Linked DNA regions of Homo sapiens: region 1 is linked to region 2. Evidence: chromatin contacts called from ENCODE Hi-C data. All regions are on one chromosome and are shown on one strand. The core of a region is the stretch at or near the end of the contact, and the rest is flanking DNA. Distances in the headings are between cores, read along the strand shown.

Region 1 (4,851 bases), core at 261-2,760, 700 kb before region 2:
TTGGCTCATGCTTGTAATCCCAGCACTTTGGGAGGCCGAGGCAGATGGATCACGAGGTCAGGAGATCAAGACCATCCTGGCTAACACAGTGAAACCCCATCTCCACTAAAAATACAAAAAAAAAAAAAAAAAAAAAGCCAGGCGTGGTTGGGGGGGCACCTGTAGTCCCAGCTATTCGGGAGGCTGAGGTAGGAGAATGGTGTGAACCTGGGAGGCAGAGCTTGCAGTGAGCAGAGATCAGGCCACTGCACTCCAGCCTGGGCGACAAAGCGAGACTCCATCTCAAAAAAAAAAAAAAGAAAAGAAAGAAACAGTGAAAGGGTGACTCCCGCAAAAGAGATCCAGGATCACTCAATAAGGCCTCATTGTCCTAGCTAGAATGCCAATTTAACCATCCTTAATCACCTGGCTGTCAAAGGACGGGTAAAGCCTTAGGTGTCTTTTGCACAAAGAAGAAAACTTTAAAAGCTTGCTCATTTAACAGTCCAAAGTCCCACTAACCTACCCACCCTGATGTTTATTCAACACACATATCGGGTATCTCATTGGGGTAAGGGTGATGAGTTGGCTACCTCTCCCCTCTTCCACTTCTCACCCACCACCCAATCTCAAAAATGTAAGCTCCAAATAAGCAGTGACAATTATCTTGTAAACCCCTCTGTCCTCAGTATCCAAAATGATGCCTGTCATACAGTAGGCATACAATACTTCAGAATTAACATTTTAAAGACTTTTAAATACTTAAAAGAGCTAGATTTTCACTTATAGTAAATAAAATCAGTGTTGTTTAAAATCAGTGAGTCAATAAATAGCATTGTCACTACCTGAGATAAATGTTACAGGAAACAGCTGATGGAATTTAAAAACTTTGCTTCTAAGGATTGGAACCCTATTGGTAAGCGACTGCTGTTTTTTAAACACAGTTTTTACCACTATGATTTTTATTATTATGTGCAATTACTTGTCTACATGTTTACATTATACACATATCCAACACATTTCCAGCATCCTAACATAATTATTCATTTTTGGGTGTGATCTGCCTTCTTTATCCATATATACACACATTCATATTAATATAGTTGTTTGCAATCATAGCTATGTATTTTTATGGTTGGTTTTGTTTTTCACTTCACATATTGTTTCCTAAACAGCTTTCCCTGTTTCTACACTCGTCATAATAATTCTCAATGACTGCATGATATTCTAACATGTCAGTGTATCATAATTTAGCTAAATAAACTAAAATGCAACATGTAAGGTTTCCATTTTTTGCTTTGGAGATAATGTTGATAAGAGTGGCAGACACGTGGTCTCGTCTGTTTTGCGTCTTTGCTTCTGATGAATCATATTCTGGAGCTCCATCTAAGAATCCCCATGCCCAGATTAGGGACTGCGAGCGACCACCCAGCGCCAGCGCGACCAGGACCAAGGACCTCCGCGGCTGAGCGGCGAGTCCGGGAGGGGCTCTGCGCGTCCCCGCCCCGCGCCGCGTCACCGACGTCCCGCTAGGCTGAGACCGGTGCGCCGCGCGCTAGTGGCCGCTCTTCCGCGGGCTAGCGGGCGGTGGGGGCGCCAGCAGCGCGGAAGGCGGGCACGCGGGCCATGGCTCCCTGGGCGGAGGCCGAGCACTCGGCGCTGAACCCGCTGCGCGCGGTGTGGCTCACGCTGACCGCCGCCTTCCTGCTGACCCTACTGCTGCAGCTCCTGCCGCCCGGCCTGCTCCCGGGCTGCGCGATCTTCCAGGACCTGATCCGCTATGGGAAAACCAAGTGTGGGGAGCCGTCGCGCCCCGCCGCCTGCCGAGCCTTTGATGTCCCCAAGAGGTAACCGCGCCCCGGTCCCGAGCCGCGGTGGTCAAGGCGCTGAGAGTTCGGGGCGCCCCGGCTCGCGGGCAGCCAGCAGGGGGCAGCAGAGGCGGGACCCGGCCTGGGAGGCCCTGGCGGGTTCCCGGGCGCAGCACGGCGCTCCCTCGGCCTGGCCCCGGCCATGCCCCGGCTGCTGCGTGGCTCCGGGGAGCAGTGCCCGGGTGTCCGCGGACGCCGAGGGAGAGCGGAGCCGCTTGCACTCAGCTGGAGGAATGTGAACTGGTAGCCGCACGGAGCCTTTCCCTGTGGGAAATGGCAACGCATCCGAATTTAGGCCTGGTCATGCGAATTTAGGCGGCAAATTGAAGTGCCCCTTGCCCCAAATTCTCCTTTTTCCCGTACCCTGCACTCCAGTGGCTCATACTCTAACTTGAGGTCACCGGGAATCATTTGTGGAAATGAAGTTAGGCCGGCTCTTCGGCCTCGGCTTCCCCCGTTTCTCTTCCCAACCCTTGCAGTGGGGACAAAGGACTGAGTCGCCCTAACCTGCACCTTGGCAGGTGCCCCTGGGGAAGGTGGCCCAAGGTGCAGGTCATAGGCAGGCCCGTCCCGAAGCTCCATTTGACTTTCGAAAAATTCTGTAACCCAGTTCAGCGAAGGATTAAATCGTCAGGTTTTAAATAGAGACCTGTTATAATTTTCTTCTTCTCCTTTTTCCACTTTAAATTCAGGACATAGCTGGAAAGAGTTGGCCAAATACTATTCGAGATGGTAGAAATAGAACAGTGCCCCTTAAGATGCATCTTAGGCCGGGCGCAGTGGCTCACGCCTGTAATCCCAGCACTTTAGGAGGCTGAGGCAGGCGGATCGCTTGAGTTCAGGAGTTCGAGACCAGGCTGGGAAATATAGTGAGACTCCGTCTCTCCTGAAAATACAAAAAATTGGCAGGGCTTGGTGGCGTGTGCCTGTAGTGCCAGCTACTTGGAATGAAGGCAGGAAGATCATCTGAGATCAGGCATTGGAGACTGCAGTGGGCTATAATCATGGCACTGCACTCTAGCCTGGGCAACAGAGAAATACCTTGTATTTAAAAAAAATTTTTTTTTAAAGGTTAAAAACATCTGGGTTGTCGCTTGAAACACTCATAGGCAGTGCCCCAGGTCCGCAGGCAACAAAGGGACAAGTATAATTTGGCTTCTAAAACTTGGATAATCTGCGAATTTTGACTGTCAGAGAAAGATGTGTCATGTGTTAACACAGAGAAGGGAGAACTAGGTCATTCTGAGGCACCCTAAAGGGAAGAAGTAGAAGTACATGAAACAAATTGATCAAACCTCCTGTTTCCTAGAGGCTCTTTTTAAGCAAAAATTACCTGTTATCCCATTTGTAATCAGGGTTGAATCCTTTTATACTTCACAGCAATTTATTTTCTGAGTTTTGAGAAAGGTACTAGTCTAGTGTACCTGGATTAAATGGCACATGTAAAATCATCCCCTGAACTTGCATACACCCCAGCTGTTGCAACTCAAGTCTGTTATTACATGACAGCCAAGAAAGAGACTTGGTACCTTTTCCTTATTCATTACTGTAACAGTTGGTTCTGTTTGGACTTCCTGTAATTTCTACTCTATTGTGAAATAATTTACACCTTTTTCTTCTTCCAGAATTCTACAGTAGAACCTCCCATAGTGTTCAAGTGCCCTTCCCCTCCTTCTCTAAATTTAAACAGACATTTCTTTTAGTACTGGAGAAGGTACAAAACATCCAGACCAATAATGAAAGGCATTTTTATTGTGACAAAAAAAAGATAACTTGCATCAAAACTGGCAGTGTCTCCAAAAAATTAATACATGTATTACTCTCTTTTTAAATTTTATACCCCTGTTTATATGAAATAGGCAGATAATTAGAGTTGGGTGGAGGTAAGAGTCTATGGCCTCTTTTTTATACGTCTCTGTATTTTCCAAAATGTCTTCATTCACAAGATGCTTATCACTTTTATCATTTAAAAAAATGTGCTAATGGCTAAGGAGCATGTGGGAGAGATTTTACTGGTTTATAAATAGTAACCACCATTGACTAAATGTTTACATATATGATTATGTGATGACTACTAAGGAGTACGTGCCTTTCCTCATTTAATCCTCACAGTGGACCTGTGAGGGAGATGTTATTGTCATTATTCCCATTTACACACATGCAGACTCAAGCTTAGAAGATAGCAGTTGTGCAGTGATGCTAGTACTAGCAAGGGTGGTACCTGAACCCTGCCTGTTGGAATTTAAATCCCAAGCTCTTATCCTCTGGTATACTTCGTGGGAAATATCTTGTACCATGTGAAGCTCAATCTGTGTGAAAGATTAAGTGAGAATGGATTTATCCCAGATGGTAGCATTTAGTAAATATCTTGGTTAATCCAAATTTAAAATCATTTGGTAACGTTAACCTTGATACTTATATGTGAATATTTTTCCTGTGCAAAATCTAGTAGTACTCTTTTGTTTTGTTTTTTTGAGATGGAGTCTCGCTCTGTCGCCCAGGCTGGAACGTAGTGGCTCAGTCTTAGCTCACTGCAACCTCTGCCTCCTGGGTTCAAGCAATTCTCCTCCCTCAGTCTCCTGAGTAGCTGGGACTAGAGGTGCACACCACCATGCCTGGCTAATTTTTGTATTTTTTAGTGGAGACGGGGTTTCAACATTTTGGCTAGGCTGGTCTTGAACTCGTGACCTCAAGTGATCCACCCACCTTGGCCTCCCAAAATGCTGGGATTACAGGCATGAGCCACTGCACCCGGCCCTCTAGCAGTACTCTTAAAAATGAAAATAAGTTCATAATTGCTACAGTTAGAAATAGGCAGTTGTAAATCCCATTTCTGCAAATAAGGCAGTATGTAGGTAATTTTGTTTGGGATTATTTTTTTCTTTCCTACGGAGGCAAGAGTAAAACCTGAAATTGGTTCTTGGAATGTTTGTTTCCATGACTCCTGTCTGGTAGATTTTTTTTTTTTTTAAATAAGGTGATGGTTGCTTTTTTTTGTTTTCCT
Region 2 (4,927 bases), core at 2,054-4,553:
TTTATTATGGCCACCCTAGGTGTGATTTTGATTTGCAGTTCCCCAATGGTTAATGATGTTAAGCATCTTTTCATTTGCTCATTGGTCATTTGTGTATTTTCATTGGAGAAATGTCCATTCAAATCCTTTGCCCATCATAAAATTGGGTTGTCTTTTTATTATTGAGTGTTATGAGTACTTTATGTATTCTGTATACAAGTCCCTTGTTAGATACATTGTATGATTTGTAAATGTATTGTCCAATTCCTTGCATCATAGTTTCACTCACTTGATGATATCATGTGTAACATAAAAGTTATAAATTTTGATATTGTTTATTTTTCTCTTGCATTGCTTGTGTTTTTGATGTCATATCTTAGAAATCATTGTCTAACCTAAGGACATGATTTATGCCTTTGTTTTCTTCTAAGAGTTTTATAGTTTTAGCTCTTACCTTTAGATCTATGATCCATTTGAGTTAACTATATAGAGAGATAGGGGTCCAAATTGATTATTTTGCATGTAGATTTGCAGTTGTCTCCATGTTTTCTTCTGTTAGTATTTGCCGATTATATTTTTCCATTACTTAATTTTCAGACACAATAATAATGGTAATTTAAAAGATATGGGAACTAGAACAGTTATTCCCATTTTACAAATTTAAGGAAATATCTGAAGTTAATTGAATTATCCAGTGGACTCATGCTGAGGGACAGAAAGTCATGGAAAGGGATGATACACAGACATGGTGGATTATAGAATGGAGAGGCTTTGGAAATCCTTGGTCTAACTCAGCGTTTCTTAACCTTAGCACTATTGTCATTTGGGGCTGGATAATTCTTGGTTGTGGGGGCTGTTCTGAGCATTGTAAGATTCTTAGCAGCATCTCTGGCTTCTACCCAGTAGATGCCCAGTAGCAGCACCTGCCATCCCCAGTGTAGACCACCAAAAATGTGCCCAAGACACTGCCAAATGTCTCCTACAGTGCAAGTATCCCTACAGCTGAAACTACTGGTCTAACTACGAAATTTATTTCCCACATATTTTCTATAACCTCTCACACAGCAGTTAAATGGTTAAGTGTTAAAAAAAATTCTAGATGTTCTGCATCTTTTTTTTTTTTTTTTTTTTTTTTTTTTTGTATTATGGCCTCTGAAAAATGTTTCCACTGGTAGGCAGTTAGCTATCGAAAACGTGGAATAGTAGACTGATACTTGGGGTTAGGGTGCCATGCAATCTTGTTATAGCCCTGGATATAGTTGCTATGAACCAATGTATTTGAAAAGTGAGGGAAAAAAACAGCACCTGTCAAAAGTGGTGCCTGATGGATTCCGATTTCTGAGGCCCATGAGACACTAAGTCTAGTTGTTAGAATGGTCCAATATGAGCATCATTTCTCCAGAACTCCGGCGATATTTTTTGGGTGTATATGAATTGGGGTGCCTTGTCCTACAAAGTGAAAAGATAGTAGACCTACGTTTGACTTATGAACATTTGAATTTTTATATGGACATTTGTTTGTGTTTTCATGTAGTTGGCAAGACTATAATATATATCAAGAACAAGATCTCAGCTATATGTTCTGCATAGATTTGATTTTTGGCTTCTGGGAACTTCTTTTTTTTTTTTTTTTTGAGATGGAGTTTCTCTCTTGTTGTCCAGGCTGGAGTGCAATGGCGCAATCTCAGCTCACTGCAACCTCCGCGTCCCGGGTTCAAGCGATTCTCCTGCCTCAGCTTCCCGAGTAGCTGGGATTACAGGGATGCGCCACTACGCCTGGCTAATTTTTGTATTTTTAGTAGAGACGGGGTTTCGCCAAGTTGGCCAGGCTGTTCTTGAACTCCCGATCTCAGGTGATCCGCCTGCCTCGGCCTCCCAAAGTGCTGGGATTACAGGCATGAGCCACCGCGCCCGGCCGGCTTCTGGGAACTTCTAACGCTACTAAACTCAAATCAAAAGAAATTTGCTCAACCCTTTCTAAAACTCTGCATTATTCTAATTTGGAATAAAGCAGACATAGTTTAGGATATGTGCACACTGAACTAAGTATCTATATTCACGAAAATACAAAGCCATATATTATACTGATATTTAACTTAAATGTTTATCTAGAATAAACCAGTTGGATAAGGTAACATGCACTAGATTCTCCCAGTCTCAAGGTTGCTCCTTTAAGTCATGCAGTGAAATTACTAGTCCTTGGCCAATAAGGTGAAACCTCGTCTCTACTAAAAATAAAAACAAAAATTAGCTGGGTGTGGTGGCGGGCGCCTGTAATCCCAGCTACTCAGAGGGAGACTGTGGCAAGAAAATCGCCTGAACCCGGGAGTTGGAGGTTGCAGTGAGCTGAGATCGCGCCACTGCACTCCAGCCTGGGCAACAAGAAACTCCGTCTCAAAAAAAAAAAAAAAAAAAAAAGAAAAGAAATTACTAGTCCTATTTTTGGCATTTGGGACATCTGGCTCAATACTGGGTATAATTTAGGGCTATCTTTCGTATTTTGCATCTTTTGTCTAGTCATTTTGCTTTAAAATTTCCTGTTTAATAATGATATTCAATTATTTTTAGCATCCTTGCATACATAGTAAACTAAAAAGATCACCAGAAACTGATTTCCAGTAGTTGCACTGGCATAGTCACAACAAAAAGTATGAAGGAAAAGTCTTGTTTTCTTCGTTAGCCCACAAAAGGAGAAGTCATTTTCCTTAAAGCATCAAAATCAATATTTAATTTCATTATGGCTGGGGACAATAATGCACATTGTCAATGTCACTCCGTTCGGATGTACAGGGACTCAGCAATGCAATTTCTAGCCTTTCTATTTCTAGGTGGCATTTTCCAACTTACTCAACTCTCAGGAGTCCCAGTGCCATTTATTGTGGTTGGGACTCTGCAGGGCGAAACTTCTCCTGGGCTCCCGGTATCTCCTATTAGAGAGACTGCTGCGGGTAACAGGGACCGAATTTGCAACCTGTGGGGTGGTGACTGATGGTCCAATGTTCTCGCCACACGCAGGATGAGCCTCGCTGTGAGCCCACCACTGTAACCTCAGACCCCACGAGTTCAGCACTCCCTCGAGTCAGGCTTTGCAGAAGCCGGGAGGGCACTGGTCAACCCCACGCCCCTCCTTGGGGCCCGCTCCTGGTTTCTGGGCACCCCTGGGGAGGGGAGCCATCTGGTGTGCGCCACTCCCGGAGGGCGCGAGAAGGAAGCCGGCGCCTCACGCTCAGCTGTCCCTGGGCGAAGCCGGGCGGGGCGGCGGCGCGGGTCCGAGCGCCCGAGGCGCCGGCGGAGCATGTGACCACGCCGCGCGGGGCCGGGCGCGCAGTGCCGCGCGGTGGCGGCAGTGGGGAGAGCAATGGAGGCCACGGCCGACTGAGAGGCGGGTGCGCTGCTGGTGCTGCTGCCGCGGCGGCTGCTGATGCGGAGGCTGCCGCGCGCAGTGCCGCCGAGTCCGCCGCCCGCCCGGGACCGCCGGTCGCCGGCCAGCCGCTCTGCCAGCCGGAGCGCCAGGCGGGGACCTCAGGTGAGCGCCTGCTCGGCCCGCGGCCGGAGCCAGACAATGGGGACAGGGGCGGGCTTCTCTCCTCCACTCGCGCCCCTCCGGGCCGGGCCCCCGCAGCGCCCCGGGACTCCAGGGGACCTGGCCCCGGGGGCGTGGGCTCGGCGCGGCGGGCGGTGGGCTTCGGGGCGGTGTCCCCATGTGGGAGGCGCGGACCCTCCCGGAGGAACCTGCGCGCGGCTTGCGCGCTTTGGATCCCCGCAGGGGAACCTGCCGCCGGGCTGCACCCCGGGAACTTGCGGAGAATATGGGACCTCGCCTGCCTTCTCCTCTTCCCGCGCCTCGCCATCCTGTCCCCAGGTCCCTGGCTCGGTCCCGACCGCGGCAAGGGCCAGAACCAGACCTCACCGTCCGGGATCGCGGACGCCGTCCGGGCTCAGCCCTCTCCCCACCGCCCCCGGAGCTGCATTGCTTTGTTTAACCTCTGCCAGACCGTTTCGCACAAACTCTTGTTGCCCCAATTCTGATGAGCCACCAGTTTGATAGCTGAGGCAAGACAAAGGTTTCCCCTGTTTACCAAGGGCCGGGGCCAGGAGACTGCGCGCTGCCCGTGGTGTAAAATCTGTTTTCTTTATCTTCGCCCGGGGCTTGTTGCGATGGTTTTCCTGGCACTATAACCGTCCTTTCTTGCAGAGCTCTGTAGTGGCGAGATTGGACCTCCTAACCCTACGGATACGGTGGGTGGGGTATGGCTTTTTTTTTTTCATGATTATCAGTAAACAGAAGCCGACTTTGAATTTTATAATATGTGTTCTTGAGTTAGAGACATCGTAATCATTTTCTGAATTCTGAATTTTAAGAGAATATATATTTCAAGACACATTGATTCAGTGGAGGGGGAGGGGGAAGAAAACCTAGTAAGTACGACCATGTGTTGTGAAATTTTAATATGGTTTTAGGAATAATGGCTGGGAAACTGATCTGGTGTAGGTGAGGGAGTGTGTGTGTGTGTGTGTGTGTGTGTGTGTGTGTGTGTGTGTATTGGGGGTGGTAAGTGGTGGTGGTGGAGAGGGAGTGGTTAGAATACAAAGGATAAGGCAGTTTTAGAAAAAGATTCTTAGTAAATATCCTGTGGCAAATTTTTGATTCATTAAGTTGTGAGTTAAATCAATGTTTCCTTTAAAAATCACCTATAGTAATTGTGGAATTATATAAAAAATGGCTCACAGTTCTTTGGCATTGTTTGTGACTCAGGAATCTGAATAAAACAGTCAGTTTTGAGTAATTTTTAAAAAGTCAACAAAGAGAAGACTCCTTCACTACTGTCTCCTTTATCCTTTGGGAAAAGGGAATCCTTGTTCAGTATATTCAAGAGAAAATTGCCTATATGAAAAAAAATTTCAAAGGCAGCTTTGAAAAAGAAACATTTTGAAAAATATAATATGG

The links. Hi-C counts contacts between places; a loop is a spot of excess contacts on that map. Pooled maps may share reads with other maps.
Region 1: a map with no recorded cell type shows a loop between it and region 2 (14-fold over the local background). The contact joins the promoter of SRD5A3 here to the promoter of CRACD in region 2. A Hi-C loop is called at or near these places in 3 of 37 single-sample maps with no recorded cell type and 8 of 50 pooled maps.

The regions. Positions count from the first base shown.
Region 1 is chr4:55,344,732-55,349,582 of GRCh38, forward strand. SRD5A3 (steroid 5 alpha-reductase 3) reads left to right here and starts at 1,511. Exons shown (of 5, transcript NM_024592.5): 1 at 1,511-1,826. The coding sequence starts at 1,606. RefSeq lists an enhancer at 1,232-1,992 and silencers at 1,444-1,613, 1,824-2,093.
Region 2 is chr4:56,045,795-56,050,721 of GRCh38, forward strand. CRACD (capping protein inhibiting regulator of actin dynamics) reads left to right here and starts at 3,304. Exons shown (of 11, transcript NM_001393381.1): 1 at 3,304-3,505. RefSeq lists a silencer at 3,030-3,669 and an enhancer at 3,200-3,875.